Linked DNA regions of Mus musculus: region 1 is linked to region 2. A link is a loop called in an ENCODE intact Hi-C map of the cell type or tissue named here. Cell type or tissue: heart. All regions are shown on one strand. Each heading gives the region's core, and the rest is flanking DNA. Links, peaks and the distances in the headings are about the cores only.

Region 1 (15,718 bases), core at 3,747-11,746, 81 kb before region 2:
AAGGCAGAGCTTAGGTCTATTATTCAAAGATACAACCAAATAGGCAGAATCATTTCCTGAGGAGCCCATTTTCTTTATCTCAGGTCCTGCAAATTTTTCCCTGGTATTATCAGGGAGGAGCAGCAGCTGAGCTATCCTATCTCCTTTACTAATAGAAAAAACGCCTTTGGGGCTTGAGCACAGGACCTGTATTTCAGGGGAATGTTGACAATCCATAACTCCAGGGTGGACTACTAAGCCCTGCAAGGTGAGTGAACCCCGGCCGAGAATAAGGCCCATGGTTCCCGGGGGCAAGGATGGTATAGGCTCCACTGGCACCGGCTGAATACTCATTTGAGGCATTAGTAGGAAGTCGGAGGCGGCATGCAGGTCTACCCTTGTGGGTCTTCCTGGGTCACCTCTCTGACTGCTTCCTGGGTCCTGACAAACCGGTTCCCATATCTTTGAGGGCCCTGGGACCGAGGGCCCGATGACCCGTTTTTTGGCACATCAGCTGATTGACTATCAGGTGGGGGAAGGACTCTGCCCTTTATATCCCTCACAGAGCGACACTGGTCAGCTCTATGATAACCCTTGCCACACTTAGAGCAAAGAGTGAGGGTCCCTCCCTGTTTACCTGGAGCTCTGCAATCTTTCTTAAGATGCCCAGGCTTCCTGCAGTTAAAACATGTCCTCTGATTATTTCTGCCCATGGAGCAGTTTTGGGATTGAAGGATGGCAGCCGCTAAACCTGCATTGGTGAGAGGTCCCCCAAGCTCTCGACAGACCCTGAGCCAGTCTTGTAAGCCTTTGTTCTTTCTTGGGGCTATGGCCGCTCGGCACTCCTTTGTGGCTTGCTCATAGATTAGCTGTTTTATCAGAGGCGCAGCTTGCTCTGACTCTCCAAAAATACGCTCTGCTGCCTCTGTCATTCTGGCCACAAAATCTGAGAAGGATTCCTGAGGTCCCTGGATTATCTTTGTTAACTGACCAGTGGTTTCACCTGCTCGAGAGAGCGCCTTCCAGGCCCTAATAGCCGTGGAAGAAATCTGGGCATAAGCTCCCCAATGGTAGTTTGTTTGATCAGCAGAATAAGCTCCCTGACCCGTTAACAAGTCAAAAGTCCAATCTCTCTGCTCTGGAGTCAAAGCAGCTGCGTTTGCTCGGGCCTGCGCTTGTGCAGCTTCGTGCCAAAGCGCTCTCCATTCCATATATTTGCCCATACTAGGGAGAGCGGCTTTTACAACCGTTTGCCAATCACCAGGAGTCATAGCGTGATTCGCAAGCCTTTCCACTTGTGCTATAGTGAAATTAGCACTGACTCCATAGTTACGGACCGACTCGGCAAGCTCTTTAATCTGTATATACGCTACCGGAGCGTGGACACGCCCACCCTCGGCTCCTTCAAAGACCGGAAATGCCTGTTGTATTTTCCTTTGTTCCTCCTTTGGAATGAACGAGTCTGTGCATTGCCTCTCTGTCCATTGCCTCTCTGCGCAGGGCTGATGCACTACGCAGGGCGGGGGCTCAGCATAGGGTGGAGGTGCACTATGACCTTGAAGCCGACTGCCAAGAGGCCAAGCAGCAAGCTGGCCTTTGCCAGCCGCTTTTGGCTTTTTCCTTGACCAATTAGCTCGCATTTTATCTGGCTGGTACCCTTTTTTCTCATAATGAGCTGCTTCTTCCTCCCAGTCTGTTTCTTCAGAGGAGAATTCTCCATCTGCTTCAGAGCTACTAAGAGCTGGCTTCCTGAGCTCATCTAGTGACGAGTATCTCCTAGAGACCTCCGCTAATCGATCTTTCTTCTTTTCCCTTTTTCCTCTTTTTCTTCTAATCTCTCTCCAGGTATTCCTACCTGACCTTAACTTTTCCTCAGGTTCAAGACCCTTGGAAAGGCCTGTATACTTATTTTGTGTACCATATTTTCTCTTTGCTCCTACTCTCTCTCCCCGCTTTACTTCTGATAGCTTGTCCTGAATTTCCTCTAGAATCCGCCCTGCCTTAACCACTTGATAACATGTGAAAAGGAACAAAAGGGCTTCTAACACTAGAAAAAATTCAAGGCCAAACATAACTTGTAAAGCCATTTTCCACTTTACTTCTGATAGACTGTCTTGAATTTCCTTAGAAAGTTCAAGGCCAGGCTTACCTCGTAAAGCTATACTCACTGGTACTCTCGTTCCCCAGCTGAAAAGTTCTGAATTCATACAGTTGAATCCTTCTTAACAGTCTGCTTTACGGGAACCTTTATTACCGCGACCCGCAGTTCTGGTTCTGGAATGAGGGATCTTCCCTGCGCCAGTCCCGAGTTTTTTCTCGTCCCGGGTTTCGGCACCAATTGTTATTAGACGCGTTCTCACGACCGGCCAGGAAAGACGCAACAAACCAGAATCTTCTGCGGCAAAGCTTTATTGCTTACATCTTCAGGAGCCAGAGTGCAAGAGAGCAAGCCAGCAACTGGCGAAACCCCATCCCTTTTTAAGGAGAATTATCCTCCACCTAGGACGTATTACTCCCTGATTAGCTGCAGCCCATCGGCCCAGTTGTCATCACGGGAAAGGCAGAACACATGGTGGGAAAACTGCCCCTGCATGTGTGCAGACTATGTTTACCACTTAGAACACAGCTGTCAGTGCCATCTTATAATGGCAAATGTGAGGGCGGCTCCTCACATGTGGGGTTTCTTGGCTCTCACTGCTGGATTTCTCAGTACTGGGGACCAAACCCAGGGCCTCACCTGTGTTGGGCAAGTGGGTGTTCTACCACTGAGCCTCAATCCCAGCCTCCACTGCTTTTAGCCTCTTCTCCCAACCCATCTCCCCATTCCCCTCGGGAATAGGAATGGCAAGTCACACCTTCACTATTATCACCCTATTGACATCCCTATATAGCTAGGAAGGCCTTGTGTGTTTTGGTTTCCCTACTTCTGCCTCTGCCCCGCCCCTGCCCCGCCCCCGCACCGCCCCTGCCCCTGCCTCATTGGAAATGCTTCCAGACATATGGGGCTCAGCTCAATGTCCACCTCCTCCAGATCGCCTTCCTGATTCCCAGCATCTAGCATGTGACAGGTACTCAGTATATATTTGTTGAATGAATGACTAAACTGCTCTTTCCTGTGGTTCATGGGTCAGTGACATCACACTACTCAGAGTTCAAATCTCATATGGATCTGTGTTTCACAGAGGCCCCACTCTCTTGGGTGAATGCTCTGATGAACTTCCCAGACAAATCAATAGTCCATATCACAAGTCGGTTTTTTTCAGAGATGAATTCAGGTAAGTCAGAGCCTCATCTTGAAATGACAGAGTCAAAGGCCCAGGTAGCTGCAGACACCTGCAAGAACCACCTGAGATCGTTTGTTCCCAGCAGCCTTTAGTATCAGTGCCGATTTTTGAGATAACTTGGACAGCTCCTCAAATGTCAGCATTAGCTCAAGTTTTACAACCCAGACCTGCCTTGGCACTGATGGAGCATGCATCCCTGTGGCACCTGTATCCTCTTGGAGACCCACCAGCCTTGGCTCCCTTGTATTTGACACAGGAGAATGATGTACCGGAGCCACCAGCCTGGCTTATGTGGGCCTCAGGGTGCCCCCAACATGCCTGCCCAGTGCTCAAACCACCTGGAGCTCAGAGCCTATTCCCAGGTTTTTCTAATTTGGTAGCCTCCCTGCCCCATCCTCTACCTGCAAGCCTGGGCTCAGCATCAGCCTCTGCCCCTCCCGTTACCGCCTCCATCCTGCCAGGAGTTGGCAGAAGAAAACCTGGCCTGGGGCACACCTTCTCCTGCTACCAGCAGAGAGCCTGGAATTGACCTCAGGCTGAAACAGGAGCCAGGGGTGAGTCATAACAGGTGGCTCTGAGTGTGAGTAAAATTTAAATTAAAAAGGACAAGTCCGTGCGCTCCAATCTCCTAAAATACTTGCACTGGCATTAAAGTCCTCAAGCCCAGCCCGGTCTGTACTGAAGGATACCTCAGTTCTGCGACAACTCTCTCAATCTCTCTCTCCTCCCCCCATCCACCCTGTTTTTGCTGGTCACCCTGCGTGGGCGCAGCGCCCTCTGGCGGTCGGACACTCACCGGCGTGGGCGCGTTCACCACGGAGAGGTTGTACCCGTAGAGGAAGGAGGACCCGAAGGCTCCCACGAGAGCTGCCACGACGAGCGAGAAGGACCATTTCTGGGAAGGGAGAGAAGACGAAGGTGTCAGAGTGGGATGCCTCCTTAGCCGGAAGGCATCCCAGAGGGAAAATCAGGAGGGAAAAGAAGCAGTTGGGGGTGGGGAGGGGGGGTGCGGCAAGGCAGAGTTCCTGCCCTGAGGTCCCACTATACAGCTGTCTTCCTGCAAGGCAGCCTGAGGGTCTCCGCACCCCCCCCCCCACACACACACCCAGCAGGCCTGTGCTGGATGTGGCCGCTGTCTGATCCAGCAGGAGCAAAAGGCAAAGCTAAGTTGTTAGCAGCGGCTAGCACTCCTTGAGCGCTACCACCAGGCACAGTTCTAGGTGCTTTCTCTGTACCATTCTTCCCTGAGTCCCTAGTCAGTCCAGTTCCACCCAGTGTCACAGAGAAGGTGTGCAGAGCTGTCCCTGGTGCTGCCTGAGGAGCAGCCTGGAGCTGAGCTGGTCCCCATTGCAGGACAAGGCTCCCGACCAGCACAGCTGACTCTTCACCGGGGTCTGAGATGGCTGATAGCCACACAGATGCACACTCATGTGCATGTGCATGTACACACATGCACAGTTCCAGGACAAAGCATCAGCCTACAAGCTGGTCAGCACACCTAAGAATAAGGACCTGCAGATAGAGATGCAGGCGGGGCTTACGCTGAGAATCTGAGAGCTGCATCCAGGTACTCCTGTCCCAGCCTCATTCAAGATGACCACAGCCAGGACCTGGCCATGCTCATGAACACCGAGTCTTAGTGAAGGAAGGCTGACCAGCTGGCACCTGCTGGGGACTGGAGAGCTGCCACAGGCCTGTGGTCTGGTGGAGGGAACCAGGGGCTCTGGCAGCCACCACTTAACATATTTGTGTGCACAGGCATGTATTTTGTAGGTACTAGATCCTGCCACCCCCAGGGGTGTACTAAGACAATGTCTAGTTAAGGGACCAAGATCAGGCACATGTATAGTTTGGGAAACTGCAGTGGCCCCTAACAGCAACTCCATGCTCTGCCCTTAGTCTCCTCTTGTTAGACTCTAGTACCATAGAGTAGTGGGCATCTAAGCAGAGACTGGAAGTTTCTGGGGTTCAACTTGTCCATCTGTCAAATGGGCTTTTAATAACAGTACCGCTGCTGAAAACGCAGTGGGCTGCTAGACACAGCCAGTTCGAAAGGAAGAAAGGAAGAAAGAAAAATGAAAGAAAGAAAGAAAAAAGAAAGAGAGAGAGAGAAAGGAAGGAAGAGAAAGAAAGAAAGAAAGAAAGAAAGAAAGAAAGAAAGAAAGAAAGAAAGAAAGAAAGCTCTTCTTTTATTTCTCTTTACCTCCCTCTGGTTCAGCCTCTGCCAAGACACACAAGCTTAGCTCTCCCCACCCTGCCCACCCAAAGTCCTAGAGGTTTTCTCATTACCTCAGACCCATTGCCAAAGCCCCTTCCTCTGAACAGCTTCCTGAAAGCCACCACCCATGTGCCTCCCCCAGCTCCTCCCCCCCCACCCCCCCACTCCCTGCCATCTCTCATGTTTATCTCTGATTCAACTTTGGATCCTAACACTGCAGCTTCTACAGTGTGTAAGCTTTGACCAGTAACATGGCCACTCCTTGATCAGCTTCCTCATCTTTAAGATGAGGGTGGTAATAGAATCCACACCATAAGGGGTTTGCAGGAGAAGAAGAGGGCCGGGCACTGCATGTGTGCCCTGTCAGGTTCCAGGGGGTGGGGCTTATCCTGAGGGCTGGGACTAGGTTGCTTGTCTCCTGTGTCTGGTGCCAAGCCTGCTGCCGAGGCAGTGTGCAGTTCCTGCGTGCTGGGGGCATGGTGGAACTGCCTAGTGCCAGCTATCTTAAGCCTCTTTTCTAGACCCTGCCACCTCCCCATGGCTCTCAACTCTCATCTTAATTAAGGGTGGACTACTCCCATCAGATCTGGAAGGGTCCTGCTCGGCAAGGGAGAATGGCATATAGAAGCTGTCTCCTGCCTCAGCCCCTCTTCTGGGGCGGGGGGGGGGGGGAGGGGTTTCCTTGCTTCTCTGTCTCTCTGTCTCTGTCTCTCTGTCTGTCTCTGTCTGTCTGTCTCTCTCTCTCTGTCTCTCTCTCTCTCTGTCTCTCTGTCTCTCTCTCTCTCTCTCTCTCTCTCTCTCTCTCTCTCACACACACACACACACACACACACACACACACACACACACTTCTTCCCACTGGACACAGATAAGAGGAGGAGTCTATGATCAAGAGTATTACTGTTTGCCTGCCCTAGGAAAGAAAAGGCAGTCAGCTCTGAGCAAGCATGAGAGAGCTGTCCACCAGAGCCTCATTCTCAGTGCCCTGATGGGATGGCAGAGGTGGTAGAGAGTGAAGGCTAAGGAGAGAGAGAGAGAGAGAGAGAGAGAGAGAGAGAGAGAGAGAGAGAGAGAGAGAGAGAGAGAGTTCAAACTCCAAACTCCAGCGTTCCCGCTCCAGGTGGTATGCTCCACAGCTGCCAGACAGGGGCTGAGCTCTGTCTGGTAGTAGCAGCTACCCAGGCCTGCACCCCCCACAGGACAGAAGCCGGTCTGTGTTTACCTTTGTCCTCCTCTGCTGGTGACCCACAGAGAGCTCCCCAGGGCCACCGGTGTCACACATCAGGGAAGCTAAAGCAAGCTCCCTGGAATCCATCTTTTTTCTTCCTGGCTCCAGGACCCTGGACTTGCCAGGGCATCTCTGCAGCGAGGAGGCAGAGTCCACAGGAAGGAGGGCAGAGCAGGAAGCGTGGCTCTGTGATCATGCCTGAACAGGAAGCGAGCGACATTGCTCCCCTGCTCCCAAGCAACTGAGACAGCTTCGCTCCCCGGAGTCACGCCCAAGTCATGGTTTTTTTTTGGTTTCGTTTTGTTTTGTTTGGCTCCCCTCCCCCCCCCCCTCCATTTATGATTCTCTCTAACAAGGCCAGAGCTCTGGATGGGGCAGCTGGCACAAACCCAGAGAAACCTCCTAAGAATCAAGGCCAAAGGTTGTTGGCTTTCTCCTTAGAAGCTGGATGGGTTCCAGCACTGACTCCTCCTCTTATCTGTGTCCACGGGCAAGTCTTGGCCGTGCTCTGAGCTTCCATTCTGTCGGGGCAAAATGAAATATTGATCTTTCTCTAATTGTCCTGCAGAGTCAGTTCTGCTGCTCAAAGAGCAAATGGGCAGAGCAGCGTGCAGCGATGTCGGTGGCCCTCTCTGCAGGTCCTAACTGGCTCAATAAAAGCGTAACGCGTAACGAGACAACGACCTTGTATGCCCCAGGACAGCCTGAGAATTAATTTACTCTGTGGTCAGTTTGCTTCAATGTCAGTCAGAGAAGTATTTTCAGTGAGCCATGGTCAAGGCAGGCTACGTAAATTATGTGTTCTGATAGGGTGGGAGGGGACAGAAGCAGGCTTGGTCAATGAGGAATGTGTAGGGAGTGAGGGGCAGTGTTCAAGTCCCCACACAAGACTCTGAGAAGCTGTGTCTGGAAAGGACATGTGGAGATAAAGAAGGTGAGAAAGGAAACTTCTGGGGACATGATTGTCACATGCACGTGAAGGCATCCAGCCCAGATGAGACAATGCTGTCCATGGTAATGGAAGGAGACAATGCTGTCCAGGGTAAGCAGGGACCACCCTGGGCGAGAAAGACCAGCCTCGGTTCAATGCCAGGGATTCACAGAGCCCAGGTAACTGCTCAGCCTGACATTCCTCACCCTGGGACACCTTCTGCAGGCACAGATAGCCAGATAGCTGATGCTGGTGACAGGGAAAAAAAAAGCCTACATGGCTGGGGCCTAAGGTGCAGGAGGGATCTGCAGAAGAGAAGTTGGGGATAGCCGCATTCCTTCACACCAAGGACTTCACAGTCATGGTCTCCTTTCTCCCTCACCTGCTCCCCAGCTTCCCTCTGTGCTGTTTTCTTTTCCACTGCAACAGTTCTCATCAGCTAGTAAAAGCTTGCTGAGATGCATCAGGTGACCCCTATCCGACTTAAAACTTCCCGGGTTCACCCTGGACAAGTTCAAGAGCACCAGGATACAGGTGGTTAACACACACGTGCAAGAACAGCTGGGCACTCTGTCAGGGAGGGTGCCAAGGCCCTGTGTCACCCTGTGGCTGTCTTGGGGAACCAACTTGTTTTCTACCCCACCCTTATCTTTCTTATTGTTGAGGACAGGATCCCTGAAGGTCAGATGTCCCTCTTCAGACGGACTATCGTAAATCAAATCTTAGAGGGCTGCCCGGGTGAACGAGAGATGATGACCTCTGTCTCTGCCTCTCTCTCTGTCTCTCTCTCTTACACACACACACACACCCCACATGCACACATGCATGCATGAGCACACACACACAATGATAGTTGATAGTTACCGTGGTTAATAACAGAAAAGAACTATAGGAGGAAGAAATAGGGCTCAAATTTCTTGAAACCCCGGAAAGACTCATGGATATCCCTTGAGTTGCTAGTTTCTCCACTTCTATTCTTTGCCAGGAACAGATTGACCAAGAGAACTGAATCGGGGCATAGGTGTCCACGTAGAGGTTGCAGTGGGCTTACTTTGGCTGTAAGCCAAGGCGGGAGGGGATCTTCTCGGCTGCTAAGTGTTAGGTTTGAGCCAAGCAGACTTGGTGTTCCCACCATTTTACAGACACTAGCAGGCATCCCACAGTCAGGTTCAGGGACAGGTCTATGCTAGGCTCCCTAGAGCCTCCAGACTTCAGGTTATGATAAATCCCAGATGTGGGGCCACTTGCTATCATTCTGGCTCTGCTGCAGGTCTCTTAGTTGATTCTGATGCTAATCTCTGGTGCAACAAAGAGGCAAACAGCCTGTTTAAAATTGTAAGAAAACCTCCTTAGGTGTTCAAACTCCAGGAAAATGACAGGAACTAAGGAATGTAGAGACCTCAGATATCAAAGGGCTAAGGCACCCCCATCTCCCAATGAATGCACCCGAGGTGGCTTTTCTCCACAGTGACACCACCCTCTGTCTGCTAGATTCCTCATTTCCCCACAGAGTACAAAGATTCCCCAGTCCCTCCCCTTCCCAATTGCTTTAAAGCAGCCTCCCATATCTTCCCCAGTGCCCTGATAGTGCCCTTGTTCCTTCTCTTCTTCTTGACCCCTGCCATGTCCTCTCCGGCATTAAATAAATCTTCTTGCCTGAAGGAATGATCTTTGTCAGTGTCCTCTATCCTATTGAGGAGACCTTCTACTGAAGACCTCCTGGAAGCAGAAACAGGTAGAGCAGGGATGGGTTTCAATTCATGCCTCTTGAAACTTTGAGTGCGTGCATGCATGCGTGTATGTAGGGGTGGGCACACACATAGCATGGAGTCCAGAGGTAGAAGTCAGGTGGTTTCCCCTCATTTCCCTCCTTATTTTTGGAGACGGGATCTCTCACAGAATGGGCCACCCCCTGCCTCAGCACTAGAGTTACAGATCTGCACCTCCCCCTGCTTCTGACGTTTCCTTGGGTTCTATGCAGCAAACAGTTTGCAAACTGAGCCATCGCCTCCAGCTCTTCGATGTATCTTTCATTTAAGGACAACTACCACATTGTTGTCATCATCAATGTCCCTTATTTGCCCTTTGGAATGGGAACTGTCACAACAAGTCCAGGGAGCTCCAGCAGAGAGAGACTCTGATGATCATCTCCCTGCCAAACCCATGTCAGACCTATGCATAGTCCACAGCGTCCCACACTGCTGTCCTCTCAGGCACCCCTGCTCTCTGCTGTTGTCATGATAACCCCACTCCCCTGGAGGAGGGAGCATGGATATCCTGGTTACCAGAAGGTACAGGAAAGGAGGAACAAGGAAGTAGGACTGGCCACCTTCCTCCTCACCCGCTGGCTTTCCTTGGTTTCTGCGGAGTTCTTTTCACTGAGCTTCATGGTCTTGGGCTTCTGTTATTCCTAAGAGCAAGAGAAAGGACGCCATTAGTCATCTGCTGTTGGTGATGGGTAGGTCAGTGGAGACAGCTATGCTGGAGGTCACTCAAGCTAGTCAGTAGACTGTGATCACCAGTTCTAGGCCCTACTGGTCTGCACAGTGAGTCAAGGCCAGTCTGGCTTGGTGAGAACTTGTCTCAAAATAAAACCCTTTTTAAAGAGGCTGGCTATGTAGCTCAGTGGTAGAGCACTTGCCTAGCATGCATGAAGTCCTGGGTTCAAGCCACAATACTTCACAAAAAAAAAAAAAAAAAAAAAAAAAAAAAGAGGAAGTCACTCAGGAAAGATTCACTCAGGCAAGGACACCAGGATGAGACATTGTAATATCCTCATTTGACCCCAGATCCCCGGAGAGACCTGGTCTCCTCTGGCCCAGCTCCATTTAGGAAACGTGAGACAGGGCAATGGCTGTGTTTCCCACACCTGCCTCCTAGCTTACAGAATGCAGGCTGTTCCCTGAAGCAGCCTCCCTCAGAAGGTCGGGCTCACAAAGGCTGGAAACACCAGACTGTCTGTCTCCAGTGAAACTGAAGCCAGTAGAAGCTGAGACAAACCGTTAAGTCTCACCTGTCAAGTTAGCGTCACCAAAAAAAAGGTAACCCGAATCCCCCGGTGACAGAAATGGCAAGCCTTGCCAGTTTTCTAGAGTTTTGACATGTTTTAGAGCTTCAGACCAATTTGCATGCTTTAGCTAAACTTGTCCCGGCATTTGTAAAAATGCATCCTGGGACAAGAAATAAACTAAGCACAAAGGTTTCAACCCAAAAGCTATTCATTGCAATGTCTTCCATGTTAGGAAATGGCATTTGCAATGGTGACTGTGTGGTGCATTGTGGGGTCTTAGCCTTGGTTGGCTTCATTTTCACTGCCAGTTAAAGAAGCAGGGGAAATCTCAGACAAGGCACACAGAATCAGCCCGTGAAGAAAGACTTTTATTAGGAGTAAGAAAACACACAGAGCTGCACACACAGAGAGAGGGGAGGAGGGGGGAGGGAGAAAGAGAGAGAGAGAGAAAGAGAAGGGGAGGAGGGGGGAGAGGGACAGGAAGAGAGAAGAGGAGGTGGGAGAGAAAGAGCACAAGGCACTCAAAAAGACCCTCTGCGAATCAGAGGGCAGATTCAGGAAGTCCTTGAATGTTAGGGCTTGAAGGATCTTCAAGTGGTCTTTCTCCTCTAATTCAGGGTTGGTCAGTCTGAAGAAAGAAAAGGAGGTTGATAGGCCCAGTCTTTTGAGTAAGCACGTGCTGAGCCTGCCTGGAAACCATCAGGCCAGGACACAGGCAAGGATCCCTGATCGCCAGAGAAAAAGTCCACTGGGCCTTAAGGCAGCAGTTCTCAACCTGTGGGTCATGAACCCTTCGTGGGGAGTGGGGAGGGGGGAAACAACCCTTTCACAGGAGTCACCTAAGGCCATTGGAAAACACAAATATTTACATTACAATTGAGAATAGTAGCAAAATTGCAGTTATGATGTAGCAATGAAAACAATTTTATGGTTGGGGGTCACCGCAACATGCATTAAAGGGTCGCAGTCCTTAAGAGTTTTATTTCTGGTTGGGAGGAGGAGGAGGAAATTGGAAGAATGCCAGTTTTTAAAACCTGCTGGTGGCCCCTTTTTCTGTCTGTCTGTCTACTGGGGATCTGTTCTAACTGCTAGTCCTAGACCAAGAAAAGTTTACCTGTGTCACAGTTCATCCATAGCGGGAAGCATGTGGGTGTGGTGTGAGTGTGTTGTATGTGTGTGGTGTATGTGTGTGGTGTACGTGTGTGGTGTGTGTTCTCTGTGTGTATTGCATAGTGTGTGTATTATGTGTCTGTGCATATGCATGGGTGTGTCTGTGCACACTTGTGTACTCCGAGGCTAGAGGCCCATGCCAGCTGTCATCCTCAATCAGTCACTCTCCATCTTATTTTCTGAGACAAGATCTCACGGAGTCTGAAGCTCACAGACTTGACTGGTCTGGCTGGCCAACAAGCTCTGGGGGTTCCACTGTCTCTGCCTCCCCTATGCTCAGGTTACAGATGTTTAACTGGGTGCTGAGACTCCTAACCCAGATCTTCACACTTACACATCAAGCACTCAACGAATGGAGCATCTTCCCAGCCCATAGAAAGCCTAATAGCCCTTTAAAAATGTTATTTCTGGGTGGAGCAATGGCTCACTGGTTTGCTCTTGCAAAGCCCCATGTTCAGGGCCTAGCATTCACATGAGGCAGCTCACCACTGCTTTTCCCTACAGCTCTAAGACATCCAACACCCTCTTCTGGCCTCCGTGGGCACCTGCACTCACAGACACAAACTCATAGGCATGCACATGTACATAATTTAAAATAAAATCTTGTTGAAAAGCCTGTTATCTAAGAGCATGTGGCAGGAAGAAATAGTCAGAGCAAATTTATATTTGACAAGTGAAGAAAAAAATATATAGGTGAATATGTATTATTTGACACTAAACACAGACATACTGATAATCAAGACTTTGTATGTTAAGCTTTGCATGTGCATAAACCAGGTCTGTGTCCTCTTACTCAAATCCAAAGGCAGGATGTGTATGTGGAGCACTCCCTCGGCAAACACCAAGTGCCAATATCCTAGTTATGAGGGGTCCAGTCCTGAGCAAAGGCCAACCCCCACCCCCGCCGCCATTACAGAGCTGGCATTTGGGGAGAAGAGGAATGGACCATGACCTTCAGACTGCTCACACGTGCATGGGAGGTGAGAGGCTGGCCAGGCACAGGGTGGAGACAGTGGAGCCAGGCTGAGCCAGGGACAGGGTATGCAGGACTGCAGGGATGCATGAAGAGTGGAGATGGGGCAGGGAGGATGAGCAGGGAGGGTGAGCAGGGAGGATGAGCAGGGAGGATGAGGGGGAGGGATGAGCAGGGAGGATGAGGGGGAGGGATGAGCAGGGAGGATGAGCAGGGAGGATGAGCAGGGAGGATGAGCAGGGAGGGTGAGCAGGGAGGGTGAGCAGGGAGGATGAGCAGGGAGGATGAGCAGGGAGGATGAGCAGGGAAGATGAGCAGGAAGGATGGGCAGTGAGGGTGAGCAGTGAGGGTGAGCAGGGAGGATGAGCAGGGAGGGTGAGCAGGGAGGATGAGTAGGGGGGATGAGCAGTGAGGATGAGCAGGGAGGGTGAGCAGGGAGGGTGGGCAGGGAGGATGAGCAGGGAGGGTGAGCAGGGATAGCTATGTTTCCATACATGAGCAGATGAGTCAGAAACAACAAAGTTACAGTCACCCTAATCTATGATACTATGGCAATTTTAATTTTTTTGTTTTGTTTCCCCATTTTTCCCCCACTGGGAAAAAAACTGTTAGCCTAATGACACACTTTAATTAATTTTGAAATGAAATACTTAATTTTTTTAAAAAATTCTGAATTATTGAGTAGCCAAAGCCGAGTCACAGCATGCACGTGACACTTCCTAGGATAAAAGCCATCACCCTGAGGATCTCAGGATCCTCAGAGGAGATTGCTGTCTGGGCTGGGTTCAGGTCCAGAAATCGCCACAGCTGGACACTGGGGGCCCTGTACTGATGATGGTCCTGGTATCATGATCCACTCTTGGGCCTGCTTTCCCTGAAACTTTTGCAAGCCTTTCTGTAGTACCTAAGGCTACCCTTGGCCTACAGGAAAGGAGGAAATGCTTGGTCTCACTCAGACGCCCTGTCACCTGCTGCCTCCTCCTGAAAACCTGACCTGTGTCTGCCTGGTACCTCCGAGAAAAAGTGTATCATTTCTGGAGAAGCTAGGACGCAGGGACAGCTCCCCCCAACCCCTCTCTTCCTCTCTCTCTCTCTCTCTCTCTCTCTCTCTCTCTCTCTCTCTCTCTCTCTCTCTCTCTCTCTCTTTCTCTCTCTCTCTCTCTCTGTGTATGTGTGTGTCCATCCTTCTCTCTTCCTCCCTCTCTCTGTGTATGTGTGTGCTGTATGTACCTATCTGTATCAGTGTGTGCATGTCTGTCTATCTCTGTGTGCACACCTGTGTGTATGGCAATCTTCCTGTGTTCGTCTGACAGTGTCTATGGGTGTGGATGTCTCCTCATCAGTGATGCTCTTCTGTGTGAGACAGCCCATTTTATGTATCAACACGGCCAGCCTACGGTGCCACTGGCTGGATATCTGCAGATTAATCCAGATGTTGCTGGAAAAGTGTTTTCAACCTCATCAGCATTTGCCATCAGGGGACTTAAGTAAAGCAGATGGCTCTCTACGATGCAGGTGCCTTTCCCCTAGAAACTTCACAACTGCGAGAGAAAAACAAGGGAGCCCTGAAGAGGAAGGGGGTCCACCTCAGGACTACAACACAGGAGTTCTGCCAAGTTTCCAGTCTTGGAATGGGACTGCAACAATCAGCATTGCTGGGGTGGATTTGTAGCTGGTTGTGTGGATTTGGGGTTTGTCAGTCCCAAAACTTCATGAAGCGATCCCTTAAAGGAGTGAAGCAGACAGGAGGGATGTGAGGCTGGTGGAGAGAATGTCCTGCTGGTTCTGTCTCTCTGAAGAACCCTGGCTGGTCCTCTCCCCCACTTCTCACACCCGAAGGTCATAGCCTATTCCTCTTTGTCCAAGCTAGCACAAGGCCTGACCAGCCGGAAAAGTGCGTAGCACAAGAGCCTGGGGGCTGAGGGCTGGTCTCTGTATGACTAAGTGAGAGCCAGGGTTCAGGGTTTGAAAGACCTGTGCTCAATGGGGGAGAGCAAGTGGTTGGAATCAGAACTTCCGGTCTCCATCCTGGCTTCAGGACTGTGACCTCTATGCTTCTTCTCCCTGTGGTGATTGAGGGCGCTGCAGACAAAAAAGAAAAAAAGATCCTGGAGATGCCTAGCTAAGCTCTGGTGTCTGATTGTTTACTCCAGCTACGAATGATTGGTAAGTGTCTGACCTGGGGTGGGGGAGGGGGTGGGGTAGCAGAGTAGAGGGTGAGGTGTGAGGAGTTCCACTTAGAGATGTTTGGGGCTGGGGCAGGCAAAGCATCCGTATCACATGACGGAAATAAAAGTAGTCCTGGAGTGAATGTGTAGCTTGCTGTGTGGATCTCAGGCTTGCCAATCCCCAAAACTGTGATTCAATCCCTTAAAGGGATGTTCCAGACAGAGCAGGGCTGGGGGTGGGTGTGGGTGGGTGGGTGGAGAGACTGTCCTACTCGCTTTGTTTCTGATTCTCCCCCGGGATGTGAATGAAAACTAGTCTTTAATTCGAGCACCAAAAACGGTCACCAGGGAGAAAGTGCTGAGGGTGGACTCCTAAAGCAGCCTACCGGGAAAGAGACTGGCAAGCAGGGGGTGAGGTGGGGGATGCAGGGATAGGAAACAAGGCCTCTGAAACTCTGGGGGTGACAAGTCAAGAAGGTAGCGCTGACTCAAAGGGCTGGCTGTATCAAGAGAGGGGTGTCATCATAGCAAGGGTGTCCTGAGAGTGTTGGCAGGGAATGACAGAGCTGAAAGAGGAGCCTGTGTATAGACTGGCCTCATAGGGCATCAGCAGTGAGGGCGAGCAGGGAAGCCACAGGCGGAAGTGTGTGCCATCGATGGACCACAGTAAAACCGTGACAAGGGTTGCAGATTTGGAAGTGGGAAGATGGGAAGATGGTCCCTGAATGGCTTTTATGTTCTGGGACCCTCTACACCC
Region 2 (15,718 bases), core at 4,151-12,150:
TTGACCCTACATGGTCAGGGCTCCTGCAGTGGGCTTGTAAAACCCCAAAGGGCACCAAATCCCGCCTAAGCTGGATGAATCATTCACTCTCTCTCACTCACACACTTTCGTTTGTATTCTGAATACAACTGGGTCAAAAGACTCCAAATTACAGATAATGACTTGCATCTGAGTCAGCAAACTCCTCCCAACTCTAGGCTCACAGCAGGAGCAGTTACTAGTGCCAGGAAGAGAGGATGGCTTCCCTGCCCCAGGCTACTGTGTGTCCCACTGCAGGAGGCTCAGGCCAGGCCAGAAAACACCCAGAGTGATCACATACGCCCTCCCCAGCTTCCTCCCTAGAGTGAGCAACCTATCTGAGGAAGCAATGTCAGGAGCATGGGGCATAGTTATTACCCCTCTGTGTAGGGCCCACTGCCCTAGTTAGGCTGGGGTCACATTCAGAAGCCTCCACAAGGTGTTCCTCATCCTTGACTTCCTTCTTACCGTACTGTAAGGGGGATCGGGTCAGAGGCCCCAGGATTCCTGGGAGAAAGCAAAAAGTGCTTCCTTACTCCACGGGGCTCAGGGCCTCTCCACTAGGGCTGCCCAGTGCTCCTAATCAGCCTTGGAACGCACTCATTTTTATCCACCACATTTTCAACCCCACCACATTTGCTCCTGGTATTAACCTTAGACATGAGCTGGCCCATCTTGTGTACTGGAACCAGAGGCTTTTCTTCTGAGTCCCCAGTAATACAACCTGTGTGGGAGGGCAGCAGCAATTCTGTGTCCCTTCAGTTTCCAGAGCATCCCCCTCCAGGATCAGACGAAGGCAGCCTAAGTCAACCATGGCCGTCCACAGAGGACCGAATAGAACATGCACACTAAACCTTTAAGCCATGTCCCTCAGTGCCACAAAGGGGCCTCCACGTGCGTCTTTAATAGCAAAGGTCTCCTGGAGCCCAAGGAGGACCGTGCTGGACAACCTCCACCATTCACCCATGTGGCACACTTCCTGGGACTGGGAGCAGATCCTGCTATGGGAAAGCCTGTGCTAAACACAATGTACAGGGTCCCTCTATCCACCAGAAACACAGGTCAACCCTGTGTTACTGCAGTAACCCAGCTCCAACACAGTACACATACCTTCACACATCCACAGCAGAACTTATGCCTGGGCCAAGCCCCAGACTATACCATGCTGAAAGAGGGAATTGGAGGAGTCTAACTAGTGTTCAGAGCCACCCTCAAGCTGGGTACAGTACCTGCCTGGCCCTGATAGCTCACCATGTATTGGTTAACCTGACTGGGAAGTCACCAAACAGCACACCGTCCCTGGCTCCATAACACAACTCTCAGCTCACCTTGGTCCAGAGCCCTTTCCCTGTCCCACCCCTCATCCAGCCCGTGCTCCACAAACCACTGCTTCAAAGTCCGCCTACTTCCATTAAATTGTGCCTCAATCCCCATCTCTTAGTCAAAGATTTAGCACATGGCACTGGTCCACTTGTCCTTCCCTGACATGTCACACTGAAAAGAACTCATGATGAGTGCACTCAGCACCCACATATTGGGATGTGCATTCTTTTGGTACATTCCACCAACAACTTTATACTAAATGGATTTTACACAGGACTTATGTGTCTGATTCACCATCCTGAAAGACCCTGAATTCACTATGACAGGGACTAAGCACACCCTTCCATTGATACTCTCTGCAAGAAGTGCAGGTTATAAACTAATGCTTAGCTGAATAAGCCAAGGCACAATGAAACTAAATGACTAGATGTGACCCAGGCCAGCTGTGGTAAGGCCAGGGCTTGAATTTAACAGTCTCCATTCCTCCATTTGGTCCCATTCTTTTATCATAGCTGGAATCAGCATGAGTCTGGTTCCTGAGCTCAGAAGTTAAGAGCTCACCTTGGCTGTACGTGGCTGTAATACTGGATGGAGCCAGGGACTGAGAAGAGGTAGGGTGGTCACTTACAGGTCTAGGAGTATTCTAGTGTGACCTGCAAGCATCAGTGCCCCTCGGACTGTGTCAAGACACTGCCACCTTGCTTCGGTACCTCCTGCTACCTGCCCGGCACCTGCCCAAGCATGAGCTATTGGGAGATGACTCCACCTACCCAATAGGGAGGCAGGGAAGTGGCAGGAGAGAATCGGCACAGCCAGACAACTTTCTGCAGATGCTATGTGAGTCAATTTGGCCATCCCAACATTACCCCATTCATTAGGAGGTTCAATGAGATAAAGACTCTTCTCAGGCTCAGAGATGACCTGTGCTTCTATACTGGGGGACACTGAAGGTAGAAATGGTTACAGAGGTGAGACAGGGCCTTTTTAAAGGAAGGTAACAAGTCCAGTATCAAAGCTGGGAACTAGAATCTTTTCTGAAAGAGGCACCACAAGTAGGGAACACTCTCCACTGAGATGGCAGAGGCAAAACAGGACAAGCTCTTCAGGGAGCCCAGGCTACCTCTTCCCTGGCCTCAAGGACTAGCTGCTGCTGCTGGTGTCTGTCTGTCTCTGTCTGTCTGTCTGTCTGTCTGTCTGTCTCTCTCTCTCTCTCATCACAGGGGACTGTGCTTACCCTCCCTGCTCCTCCCAGAAGATACACACCAAACCAAAGTCACCCCGCACTACAGTGGCTTCCTGTCTGGACTTTGCCCACATCCATTGTGTGTCTAAACCTTCCTCTGGGAGACCTCTTACTCACGCTCTGAAACCCCAAGTGTTCTCCAGCAGCTATCATTATACTCTTCGTCTCTGATGCTCCACAGCACCCAACACTCTTGTAAAATGGCTTACAGTTTGTGAGAATATTATCTACCAGGGTTCTTGAACCTGATGTTCCTGGTATTTTGGAGTTGGTATTTCTGTTATAGGATAGTCCTGTGATTTGTAGAATGTTCAGCAACATTTACCTATTAAACATCAGCAATATACTATATTTAAACATTGATAGTGAACAAACCCCATCCCCCTACCAGGAAGCAGTGACAGAAGTCTTGGCATACAGCTCATAGGCTAAGCTAAATGACACCCTGGCTTTGTGGATATGTACTAGAAATACCAGAAACAACGGACAGCTACCTAGATGACGAGCCTTTGAGCAATGCATTTATGCCCAGCTTGCTAATGGGTTTCCCAGCCGCAAACTTAAACATGTGTCAAGGGCAGCTGTCACCTTGTCACTGTCACATATCTTTGAATGTTTCCAGTGGTCTTAAGAACTATGCTGGGGTGGACAGTGGTAGCACAAGCCTTAAATCCTAGCACTCAGGAGGCAGAGGTGAATCTCTGAGTTTGAGGCCAGCCTGGTTTACAGAATGAGTTCCAGAGTAGCCAGGGCTACATAGAGAAACCTGATGTGACAAACCTAGAGAACAATGCTGAGTTACTGCAGGGTAGCCTGAGCCACACATACGTGTCTAGCTGCCAACTTGAGTCATGTCCCTCATCCTTGTGGTTACAGCCTCTTCTCTAGCTTTACTCAATGGCACCCACAGATCCCACCTGAGCCCACAGACCCTCAGTGCCTGCCCGGTGGTGAAGCACCTTGTCCAGCCCTTACCCACCAGGTGATCTTGTGGTGAAGGGAGCAGAGTTCTTGGCTCTGGACAGAGCTGCTACTGTGTGCTCATTTCTTTTTCTTTTCTTTTCTTTCTTTTTTTTTTTTTTTGGTTTTTCGAGACAGGGTTTCTCTGTATAGCCCTGGCTGTCCTGGAACTCATTCTGTAGACCAGGCTGGCCTTGAACTCAGAAATCCGCCTGCCTCTGCCTCCCGAGTGCTGGGATTAAAGGCGTGTGTGCTCATTTCTGTCCAAGTGGTCAAACACACTACCACATTCTGCTACAAAGAACACATTTTGCTATGACAGTTTGCTCTACAAGCAGGCCCTGTAACCTGTACCACCTTGGTTGACAGCCATGCTGGCAATGCAGCAGTGACTCAGCAGGCACGCACCTGGACAGAGCGACTGTTAAGTCTTCGAGTCCTGTTTATTCCACCCCCACCTGCAGGGACCCACACAGGATCCTCCTGCATGGGCTGGTAACAGATAGTGCCAAATGAAAACTGGTTTGAGTTCAACCTCCTCCACTTGGTCCAAAGAGACGAGCCAGTGGTTAGTCCAACTGCTGTGTGTCATTCCCTGAGACCCAATTTCACAGAACTGAGCTTCCTAGATATATACCTTAGTTCTGCTAGGGGTTCACATCTGCCAAGATATACAATGTTTGAAAGTTCCCAAATGCCAGTTTCCAGATGGCCTCCGTCACCACATGATTTAAGCCTGCAGAGAATTTATTTTTCAAGCGTGGCAACAGGACAAGGGAGAAAGAGACAGAGAGCATCTTTGCTACCAGCTCTCCAAAAGCCAGGTTCACAAAGCCGTCTTTCAGTCACAGAACAGCTGACAGGCAGCCCCAGCAGGAGGCTGGCAAGAATATTCTTGTATAAATTCTAAAGGTGGGTCCCAGAAAATTTGGAGCACAGTAGTGCCTTTCATGCTAGGGTTGCACCAGTGAGGCAGAAGCTGGGGATTTTATGTCGCCTTGGCAATACAGTGACACTCTCTAACAGGAAAAGAAATTAGGTGCAGTGAGCTCACTGGAATATTGTGGGTCAGGTGTTCTAGTGTAAGGACATGAGGTGAACGACACAGGAAAAGCCCTGCTTTCCTAGGGGTACGGGCCAGAGAGAAGAGCCTGGAATATTTAGGAATAACAACAGCAATAGCTTTGTTCACATTTACTGCCAGCAGAAAGTAAGAGAAGGCTAAAAGGAGAAATGCCGTTAAGGAGAAGGGCCCTCTAGTGAGGTCATTTCTAAACAGGAGTGTAAGAGATGACAGGGAGACACAGGAGGATGAGTATCTGGGCAAAGGCCGCACCATGAGCAGGTGGAATGTTGAGGATGGGTAGCATGTGAGGAGAAGAGGCAAGGGAGCCTGGAGCTTGGAGCTGACAGAGAAGAGGAAGGTCAAAGGAAGAGCACTGGGGCAATGCTGCTGAGTGTGAGCCAATTGTGTGTGTGTGTGTGTGTGTATGTGTGTGTGTGTGACTGGTCAGAACTGCGCCAGCAGGCACAGCAAGAACACACCTCAGGGCAGCCAGTATGGTGCTTAGATACAGGATAGAGCAAAACAGGGCGAGTCTGCCAGATTCTATAGGACTCTAATTAAATGTGACAGGGCAGCTCTGAGGATCAGAGCAGTCGAGGGACACGGTTGACTTTGGGGAAAGGAGCATGCAAGAACCCCAAAAGTGACCTGGGTCAGAGGTCTACAAGGCATGATGTGGTGCCAGCCTTCCTGGACTTGGATTCCTAGCAGACCACCTTCCTTCCTGCATCTTCATGTTCCTGAGAACTCACATCTCATTTTCTCTAGCAACACTCTGTCCTAATAAAAACTGAATCCATCTTTGAGGACCAGGAGGCCATCAGCAGACCAGAATGTGCCTAGTGACATACAGCACACAAAAGGCTATAGTAACAGATCCCTACACCATATTGTTTTTCCTGGCGTACTAGGAACGTAACCGGGGTGGGATGAGAAGCGGCTGCACCTCCTCCAGGAGAGGACAGTGAAGCCTGGAAAGGACTGACTGGTGGACATGTCACTGGCGGCGAACCCACCCCCTCAGCCAACGGCTGCATTGCTCCTCTGATACTACCAAGCCAGCAAATTCGAGGGATAAGCTGGCCTAGCACCCGAGTGACCACTCCATGCAGTTCTCCCAACTGGAAGTGAAGAGCAACAAAGTGGCCTGAGGAAACTACGTGTAGGGGACAGAAACCAAATACCCTACAGCTAGGGGTGTATGAAGATGCTTCAGATACCTTTTGTCAATTCCACAGAGCTCCTGCGACCATCTCCATTTTTCCTTTACTTTCTCAAAATCTTATGACGTCAATATAGTGTTAAGCTTTTGAGAAGGCTTCCCCAGTTCTAAGAAGGCTGGGCCAGCTTTCTAGGAATCTGTGTAACTAGCAAGGCAGGCTCATACCCAAACTTCCACCTCACTTGAGGTGCCCAACAATCCTGTAGAGGTCAGAAGCCAGCACAGGACTGATGACTGGTCGGGTTTAACCAGACTTACAAAGACACAGCCAGCAGCCACCACAGTTCAAAACTGCAGCCTCTTTTTACAAAAAAACTGGGGTCTACCCTCAGCCAGCTGGGAGGCTCTTGGAGGATAGGGGTGTCATGAGCTACTTCACCTGACTAATGATGTTCCTGGCGTGCAGGAGCTGAAGGTGACAGCCTTGGTGGAAGAGTCAATCAAACCCTCCACCCCTCTAGCAGCCCTTTGCCAAGCATAGCCCTAAGTCCAGCCTTCAGCTTCTACCCTACACCATTCCTCAGGCCTGAGCACGGGAGAGACAAGATTTGAGCCACATCCTGGAAATGGAGAGGAGGCCCAGCAGACTGACTCATTTCAACAACCAGAGGAAAAAAACATGAATTTGCAAGGGCCTCCCAAAAAGCTGCTGCTCTGGGGACAGCAGGTCATTTTCAGAGAACCATCCAGAGGAATTCACTAGTTCCTGTTTCCTCTCAGAGACTCAAGTCTGTAACAGTTGGCATTCAGAGGACAGGGTGTGTAGGCCTGGGCTCTAGCATACCAGGAAGCCCAGGGTATTAGGATGATTAAGCACAAGGGCCATTTACCAAGTGCTCCATTTATGCCAGGTACAGACAGCATTAGGACAGCTGACCAGCTCATTCAGCCAGCCAAGGCAGCCAGGGGAAGTGGAGGATCATTTCCCTATCTCCATTTCCCCAATGCGGAAACTGGGCTCAGGAAGGGCCAATCAACAGCCACCCCATGATCAAGCAGCAGCAGACTCAAAGCCCTTGGCTCTAAGGACTGAAGAGACCCAAGTCTTAGTTTGCCAGTCTACGGGGCTGTGGGGGTAGAGGTGGATGACACCACCACCAGTCCAGTCCAGTCCACTGAGCCTCCAAGGTGTGGCTCCTGGGCAGAAGGGGCGTGGCTCCCCTCTCCCCAGGCCAACTGACTGGGAGGTGAGGGGGCGGAAGGGCAAGAATTTCCCGACTCTGAAGGTAGCTCGCAGGGTAGGGACGGAAGCAGGCCCCGCCGGGCACAAGAGTACTCACATCGATGTTTCTTAGGATGACGCACTTGCCATTGGTGTAGAGGAAATGATCGCCCTTGGGGTCTCCACCGAGGATCTTAGAGACGCCCCGCTCCACCTGGGGGAGGCTGGCGAACACCTTCTCTGGGGAGATACAAACCCGGCACGGTGCATGAGGGGCAATCCCGGCCTCGCGGGACCCAGGGAGTTGCAGTCAGTCAGCGCTGGGGGTCCCGAGCCGGTCACCTGTTGCCGCCTGCGGGCACGACCGGCGGACTTCCCGGGCGGCGGCGGTCAGGCCCCGGGGTCCCTCCCGCAGCTCGGCCGGCCCAGTCCACAACGCCCACTCCGGGGTCCCCGGCCCGCACCCCCGCGGCCGTGCAAGACCCCGGCCGCGCCCTCCCGCCTGCACCCGACCCCAGAAGCCGGCGGCCGCGCGCGGAGGCCCACGCACTCACTGATCTCGTACGGCATCCTCGCCCACTTGTTACGGCGCTGCGCTCGAGTGGAACCTCGCAGTGGCCGAGCCCAGGGACAGCGCGGAAGGCGGCGCCGGGCGTGCCGGGCGCGGAGGGGGCGGTCCGAGACCCGGCTCCGAGACCCGTACGCGCCTGCCCCGCGCGCTACCGCTGCGGACAACCCAACCCGGAAGCGCGGCCCCGGCGCGGCTCGCCCCCAGCTTTGACCATATATAGTCAAGCGCTCGGCTCGGAGGCTGCAGCCCCACGAGCCTGCGCGGACACCGCCCCGCCCCGCTTGCGGGCCCGCCCCGGAAGTGACGTGACGCGACCCGTGAAAAGGCGGCGCGGAGGGTTGTAGGTGCGGGGCGGGAGGGTTTTTTTTCTTGGGCTGTCTGCCTTTGCACCGGGAGCCTTCTTGTGGAGCAGATCTTTCTCGAGCTTTCCAACGCCAGCTTGGCGCCCCGGCTTGCAAAAGACTTGAAGCCACTGGGCGTATGGGGTTTTGTTTGTTTGCCTTTCACTGGGTATGTTTAGGAACTTCCCCGTCTCACTCCCTCTCCCTCCTGCATGAAACTTCCTAGTAGCAAAGAAGCCAAGAATAAAGAACTGTAATTCTTAAGGATGGCAGGGGTTGTTTCCTAACACGCTCTGGGGAGGGCGTGAGGGTGGAATTCTTTTCATGGAGAGGGAAAGAAAGCAAAACCTGGAATTTTCTGAGTCTCGCAGGTTTTGATTAGGGCAAGATGAAGTCCTCTGGTTACTTGATTGAAAAGTTCTGAAGCCCTAGTTGGAAACCCGGAAAGTGGGCTTTCAAAGGAGAGCTCTTAGGAATTTGCAGCAAATGAAAAAGTCCATTTCTGCTTTGGAGCCAGGTTTGTTAATTACCCTGCGGACCAGTCCCACCCCACTCTCCTGGTTCACCTGGACACCCACCTGATTCTCCTCTAGCTTATCTTAATCTTAACTGCCATCTAGTTAGCAGTTAAATGAATTTATAGCCTATAGGAGTGCCCAGGTTTCGTAGAGAAGAGTTTAAGTGTACTCGGTAGGTCCTGTGTGGGAACCTCAGTATTTTTTGAAAAGTCTGTTTTCCTTAGTACCTAGTCTCTTGTGCTGATAGACTAGTATTTTTAAGGTTCTATGAATGTTACCCCCTGCCCTCTGTGACCTTTTGTTTGCCAGGATTGCTTGTCTAGGGATCCCACCTGTTATGTTTTATATAAAAAAAGAAAAGAAAAGAAAAAGAAGCCAGGGATATGTTTGGTGGAGGTGCAGTATGTTGTGGGGGAAAGGGGTGCCTCTGAGGGCCCATCCTGAACTGAGGCATCCCCTCCCCCTGAGGTACCAGCCACAGAACAGTATAATATGGAAATAGCTTATTTAGGACATGGGGAGGAGAGTTGAGGGGATAGTAGAGACAGAAAGACAGAGTAGAGGCCAGCCATGAACATTTGGAGTTGGTTTGGGGGGGGGGGGCGGGGATCCGGAAGAAAAGGGACAGAAGAGGAAGGGAGCAAGAGAAGAGAATGAGGAAGGGGCAAGTAGCCCCTTTTATAGTGAGTCAGGCATACCTGTTTGTTGCAGGGAACTGTGGGGTGGTGCCTAGAAGGAATGCCAGTACCACCTGGTTAATTTCTCTCAAAAGTGGTGACTTCCAGCTACTATCTCAATGATTCACCTGTCTGTCCCAGCCTTTACACTGCAACTTCCTGGGGTCCTTAGTTTGCTTTCCCCATTTGCATTGTTGATGTTGCCATAGAACCACCAAACTGCCCACCAGCAACACATGGCTCCTTAACTACAATTATGATTTCAGAACAGTCCCACTGTTAGTCTTCTAGCGACCTCACTGCACTGTGCAGATGAAAGACACTTTCCCTGGGTCTGGTCGAGCACTGTCCTAGGGATGTGCTAGGGATATTTTCAACAAGCAAGAGGTCTGTCCTAGGATTCTGGGACAGAAGATAGTGTAGACTGTGACTTTCTTATTTACTAGAATTGTTTTAGATAACAGCGATAACCTTTCTAAACCACACTAAAGTTCCCACTCAGCATGGTACAAAGACTGCTGGGGTAACACCAGCTCCAAGCTCTTTACAAGCTGATAGCTGTCCTATGTGCATCAAGCCTTGGTACTGACACTGAGAGTGATCCTACAAAACACTTTGGGGCCAAGCTCTCTGGCAGAATCCAGACTCTGTTGCACTTTAAAAAATCATGTACCATGCGTCAAGTTTTCCAGGTTTTAGTAGAGGGGGCACTCGGGTGTGTGAAATAGTTGAAGTTCCCATGCAAGGAACAGATTGGCTACACCTGCCAGCACTAATGTTTGGAGTCAAGCAGCTAGGTTTGTCCAGCAGGAAGTCAAGTGAGGAAACACTTGATGTGTCCATACAATGACTTCAGTCTCTAGAAATTAGCCTGGCCACTTGTAACCACTTTGTCTTTGTACCCAGATGCCTCCATCACTGTCTATGGGAGTCTTAAAAGCTGCTAGCTCTTCAAACAGACACACGGGCCAACTGAGATGAATGCCCTGCCTGCCCCTCCCTCCTCATTGCAGGCTCCTTTGGCTTGTTCTTTCCCACACTGACTACGGAGTGGTCCAGCCTCATCGCAACGGCAGAAACCTCACCCAACCTCATCCTCCACATTCGGTCCGTCATTGAATCCAGTGTTTATGAAAGCCCTTAGCTTGAATCTGTGCTTTCTTACCACTGCTACTCTGCTCCAAGCTGCCTCAGCACTTGGGCCTATTCTGGCTCCTTGATTATGCATAGAGTCGACCACTGTGGCCAGTAAGATTGAAGGGACTCTAGCCAGCCTGAGCATGGTAAACATGGCTTTGGCAGGCCTTGCTCTTCTCCCCATTCCCCCCTGCCTTGCTACAAACCCATTAGATTACATTCCTAAAGCTAGCCACCAAGGTACATTCCCTTACGTGTCCACTTCCTCCACCTGAGGCTGACTACCAAGGTCCAGCTATCAAAGTATTGAAGTCCAGTAATTAAAAATCCTCTTTGGGTCACCTAATTAACATGCCCAATTAAAATTAAACACCTCATCCTAACATAAGGTTACCCCTTTTACATTTATAAACTGCCATTTGCCTAGGGGCCAAGCTTGTCTCCTCTCTATCCAGAGGCAATCATTTGTTGCTCTCTTCCTAAACAAATACACTTCTCTCCTCGCCCCTGTTCCTTTCCTTTTCTCCCTTGTTTCTATCTTCTTTGTCTTTTATTCCCTGCTCTTTGTCTGTCTGGTGCAAATACATCTTTGTGCTGAGAAGTTGGTCTTGGAGCTCCTGAGCCGATACCCCCAACTGGTCTTAGTCACCTTATCCATCTACTCAGCTTTTGGCCCCTGAAGTCCTCGAGTTACCTCTCCTGCCTGGTTTTCATACAGCTTAATAGGTGTGGTTCTACTCTACCTCGTGGCTACCTCAGCCTCCTGTACCTGCTATTTCTGGGCTGTTCCAGACACCAGACTTTGAGGTCATCCTCTTTACAAGCCACACACTGTGTTGTTTGGCACTGGTTACAGCGTTTCTCCCTTCCCCCATGAGCACAGAGCTTTCCAGACAGTTCAAATGAAGCTGCTGATTGCTGGGAGGAAATGGGCAGCATAAAATATCACAAATTTGCATTCAATTCCAAAGACGCTGCATTAAAGAAGGGACCCAAAAGTACTTATGGAAAAACGGGTCAGTCGGACTTGGGTAAGCTAGTTTCAGTAACTTTTATTAGGACATTAACACAGACACCCCTCAGTTGGCCTTGGATGTGTTGTCTTATAGCCCCCAGCTGGAAAGTTGCCGTTTGTTTCCACACATAGCAGGATACATGAGGGGAGGCGAGACCTGTCTGTTCTGGGAACCCAAGCCAGCGAGATAATTCTGGACTTCCAAGGTGTATCTAACCTCTTCCCTGCAGCCCTTGATTGCTTGCTTGATTCTAGACAGGGGAAAGGGCTTTTCCCAGTCCTCACCTGTATCCAGCCTGAAATGGTGCCGCTTTAGAACTAGTCTGATGACTCTATCCTCTAGAGTCTAGAGGTTTGCTGTGTGGACTGAGTCTCCTGGAAAAGGGTTATCTTCCGTGTCACTCACTTGCCTTCTCACAGCCTACCCGCTAAAGGAATTTCAGAACCTGTCTCAGTCTTGGTCTCTTAAATGAGCTGAGGGAGACCATAGTAGGGGCCATCTCCTATCTCTGGGATAGTCAGAATTAGGGTCACCTCTTTTGCAGCCTCACTTTCGTCCATCTCCAGTCTGCACCAAGAGAGACTCTCCAGTGCTTGCTGTGTACCCTAGAAGAGCTCTGTCTGTGGTGGAATTAGGCTTTCCATTGCTGGAACCAACCTGCAAGGCCCTTGGCTGCAGAGCCTGCCTTCTTGGATCTTGGAAATCCTAAAATCTAACACAGGTTGAAGATTTAGGTGCACTTAGATGTGACGTAGAAGGGGTTTTCAAGTCACCTGAGAGGAAAACGAGCTTCCAGGTACTTGTTTGATTCTGGAGCTGGTCTTGGGAGGTTGTCTGTGACATGGAAAGGAGAGCTGAGCTGTTATTCCCCAAAGAATTGCTGCTCTGCTCTTCAAGCCCTGGTTGAAGGAATCTGAGGACTGATTGCAGCCTGGCTTGACTCCATAAACCTACCTAGAAGTTTTTAGCCTCTGCACTGTCAATCCTTCAGAGGGGAAGAACAAGTGAATTAAGTTGTCCTTAAAGGAGCTTGTTACTGGATCCCTCCCTAGTGTCTCTATAAATACTTTTTCAATTGGTCAGCCCCAGGGCAAGCTTGTAGTTCACTTTTCTGTTTCTGTGAATGATCCAAAAGCAACCTGGGAGAGGAAAGCTTATTCCAATTTGCTTTCCAAGTTCACAGCCCACCACTGAGGGGACGTCAAGGCAGGCACTCAGAGCATAAAGTAAGAAGGAATGTTGCTTGCTGTCTTGCTCGCTAGATCATGATCTTCATGCTCAACCATCTTGCTTTTACAACCCAGGACTACCTGGCCAGTGACGGCACTGCCCACATGAACAGTGGATTCATGACCTCCCACACTATCAAAACAATTCATCACAGATGAAGCTACTACACAGATCTCACTGGGGCAGCTCTTTGATGCAGGTTCCCCTATTTCTAGGTGACTCAAGGTTCGTGCCAGGTTAACCATATAAACCACACTGACTTTCAATTCTATCATGGACTCAGATACTTTCCAGTTTGAGGTCATCTACAGTAGACACTTTGTAAGAACTTCGCATTGCTGCCAACATCACAGCTACTTATAATTCAGGTACATCCTATAACTTTAATTTTTTCAAATCATATTTTTAATGATGGTTTTTAAACTCTTTATCCTTATTTTTAACCCACCAGCAGTAGTAGAAAGAAAGGATAAGAGTTGTGGGGGGAGTGTACCTGTTTAGAAAGATTTTTTTAGAGCAACTCCCATCTGTGTTGCCTGGAAATCAGCAGTTCAGTTCACAGGTTAGCAGGCAGTGACAGCTCACCACTTGCAAACACTTCACACATACACCAGTAGTCCAGTTGGGTAGAATTGAGTTAGCAACAGTGGTGATACAAGCTAGCAGAGACAGCCAGGCCTCAGCCTCAGCATGAGTCAGCAGGAGGGACCAACAGGAACCCCAGGAGAAGTTCTCAGCTGTGCCTCTCCAGGGAAGCAAAGATCATCAAAGATGCAAGATCCACAAGTGTTACACAAACCAAACTCTGTCTCTGTCCCTCAGTGGAGTCCTATTTATTCCCTCTAAACATCACGTGTCCTCCATGTGCCTTGCCTCAGCACATGCATCCAATCAGCCCAAGTCCTTGGAAGCAGCAATAAACTGCAGCACACCACCAGAAGTTTTTTGGTGCGTTTCTCTCTATGGTGTCCTGACAAATGCAGCTTAACTATGCAGTGTAAGGTGGACTAATACTTGAGCGTCGTTAGCAAAGTATCTTTCATCACGTGTCCTTTCATGTGCTTGCTTTAGCAGAACATCCTCTCCCCTGCGTCTGCTTCAGTGAAACATGAGACTCCTTCAACAGTCTGCCTTAGCCTTCCACACTACTATAATGAAATGTTCCTTCACTAGTTTGCCCCAGCAAAACACCATCCAAATGACTTTCCTAAGAACCCTTAAGTTTCCACTTCACACCCTGTTGTAGTTCCTTACCTATGGATTTCCTGAAGCTAACCTAGGCAGCTAAGCCCATTGGCTTGGGATGATCCTTACAAGGTTTGGCTGATGGCTAACTGCTCCAGTTGGCAATCCTTGTTTTGAAAGACTTAGGGACCTGATCATGTGTCCTATGGCCGTTAAGTGAAATTCTCCTGTACTAGCTTTGGGCTCTTGTTACTGTCTCCTGCTCTGCACCCCACCCCCACCCACTTCTGCTCCAGCGCTGCATCTCAGGAACTTCAGCCTTCGCCTGTCTTGCTTTCTACCAGGTAAAGTGGTTTGCTGAGGCCACGGGACAATCCCACCTCATCTGTGATCATGTTTGCCTACCTAGGGCTATTTTCTGAGGCAGTGTTTTCTCCCTTCTTAATTCAGCGCACACTTTCTGAGAACTAGCTCTAGGCACTGGCTGTGTGCTGTCTGAGCACTGTCTTTTTGTTTGTTGGTTAGTTTGGGGTTTTGTCTTTCGAAACAGGGTTTCTCTGTGAAACTTGCTCTATAGACCAGATTGACCTTGAGCTTAGAGTTCTGCCTGCCTCTGCCTCCCAAGTGGGCAAGGGCCACCACACTCGGCTTAATACTATCTTTACTTTGGGGGCATCGGGTTACTATCTTTACATTGGGGGCATTGGGTTCAAGTTTTGGCTTGTCCGAGTTCAGAAGCCATAAGTGGTGCGCAAGTAGGGTTCAAGATGAGGTCTGCCTTCTTTAGAGCTGGTTTTAACACATAGGAGAAAGCCCATTATGTGGGTGAATGGGTGGAGGAGCACCCTCATAGAGACAAAGGGGAGGGGGGAGAGGAGGATGGGATGGAGAGGGTTTGTGGAGGGATACCTGGGAAAGGGGATATCATTTGAAGTGTAAACAAATAAGATGATTAATAGAGAGAGAGAGGCCCATTATACAAAAACTGTGATTTTTGCGAGCTTAGTTTTATCCATTCAGCCAAGTTTAGTGTTAGTAGGGTTCAAACTGAAAGGTTTACACATCTTTTTCTTCTTTCAGTTTAGGCTGGAAAGCCAGCATTCTTGGCTTTCAAATATGTGGTCATGTGTCTGGTTGTGGTGCTTGTTTCTAGGGAGTGGTGTGTGTATTATCTGTCTGTGCTCAAAGTATGAGGGCTTGGCCTTGTGATTACCCTGTGTCTTTATGGGTGTTTTTACCACAGGGTCTGATCTAAGGGTCATAGCAGAACCTATTGCTGGTTGCATAGAGACTGCTTCTACAGTCATTTGCTTGGGCAGACCAGACTCTAGCTTGCCCTGACTTGCATGTCTAATTAGCACTGTGCTCTCATCCTGACCCTGGTTGGGAAAATTGCCCTGGGATGCTTTTGGGGTGCTCCTTCAAGCTATTCCTATGGAATTAGCCCAGCCCTCTTCCCAGGGGGGCACTGAGGATCTTTGTGTAGGTTCTGAAGCTTTGGAGAACTCCATCCCAGCTCCTGCCTGTGCCCTCTGACCTTGTTCCCAGGGTAGCTATTTCTGAAGCCTCTTGTTAGCTTTCTCTCTAATCTGAATGAACAGGAACCAGAGGCCTGCTCCTCCTGAAAGCATCTATAGGTACCTTAGCTTCTGTGGAGAAGGGATGCTGATAAGCTGGATGCTCCAGGCTTCTTCATTCTCCTGCTTCCTGAAAGGAGAGGAGTGAGTGAACTCTGCCCCATAGATGGCCTAGGGGAAAGCACAAGTGTCATTAGACCCTTTCATCTGAGCTCTGCCTGCTGCTAGCTGGTACCCTGGTCTGCTTCCCTGTAACTCGAGTCATCCCCACCAGAAGGGGAACTGAGTTGTAGGTCTGCATGAGACTAAGGAGGAACATTGATTCACAAGGATGACCATAACCAAATGGTGACTCCAAACCCCAGTGACTTAAAGAACAGAAATCTGTCTTTAAGAACAGAAGCCCCCAAATCAAGGGACTGCTAGGGTTGGCTTCTCTTGAGACTGAAAGAGAAATCTGTTCCACCTTCTC

What was found. Peaks named below come from ENCODE experiments on the same cell type or tissue, not always from the same donor. Only the 100,000 strongest peaks of a DNase experiment are listed, where the experiment ranks them.
Region 1: a loop joins it to region 2, with 5 times the contacts of the local background. A loop is called at or near these places in 5 of 42 quality-filtered maps.

Annotation. Positions count from the first base shown.
Region 1 is chr5:38,473,336-38,489,053 of GRCm38, forward strand. Slc2a9 (solute carrier family 2 (facilitated glucose transporter), member 9) reads right to left here and starts at 6,971. Exons shown (of 12, transcript NM_001102414.1): 1 at 6,704-6,971; 2 at 4,060-4,158. The coding sequence starts at 6,796. In heart, for the core only: CTCF peaks have their summits at 4,036 (motif pointing left) and 6,814; DNase peaks (open chromatin) are centred at 4,046, 5,906 and 6,936; H3K4me3 peaks cover 1,134 bases; H3K27ac peaks cover 1,222 bases; H3K27me3 peaks cover 1,017 bases.
Region 2 is chr5:38,553,968-38,569,685 of GRCm38, forward strand. It overlaps Wdr1 (WD repeat domain 1), which reads right to left and starts at 7,732. Exons shown (of 15, transcript NM_011715.3): 1 at 7,549-7,732; 2 at 7,113-7,234. The coding sequence starts at 7,564. In heart, for the core only: no CTCF peak of the experiment used is centred there; DNase peaks (open chromatin) are centred at 6,874, 7,794 and 11,071; H3K4me3 peaks cover 3,599 bases; H3K27ac peaks cover 3,040 bases.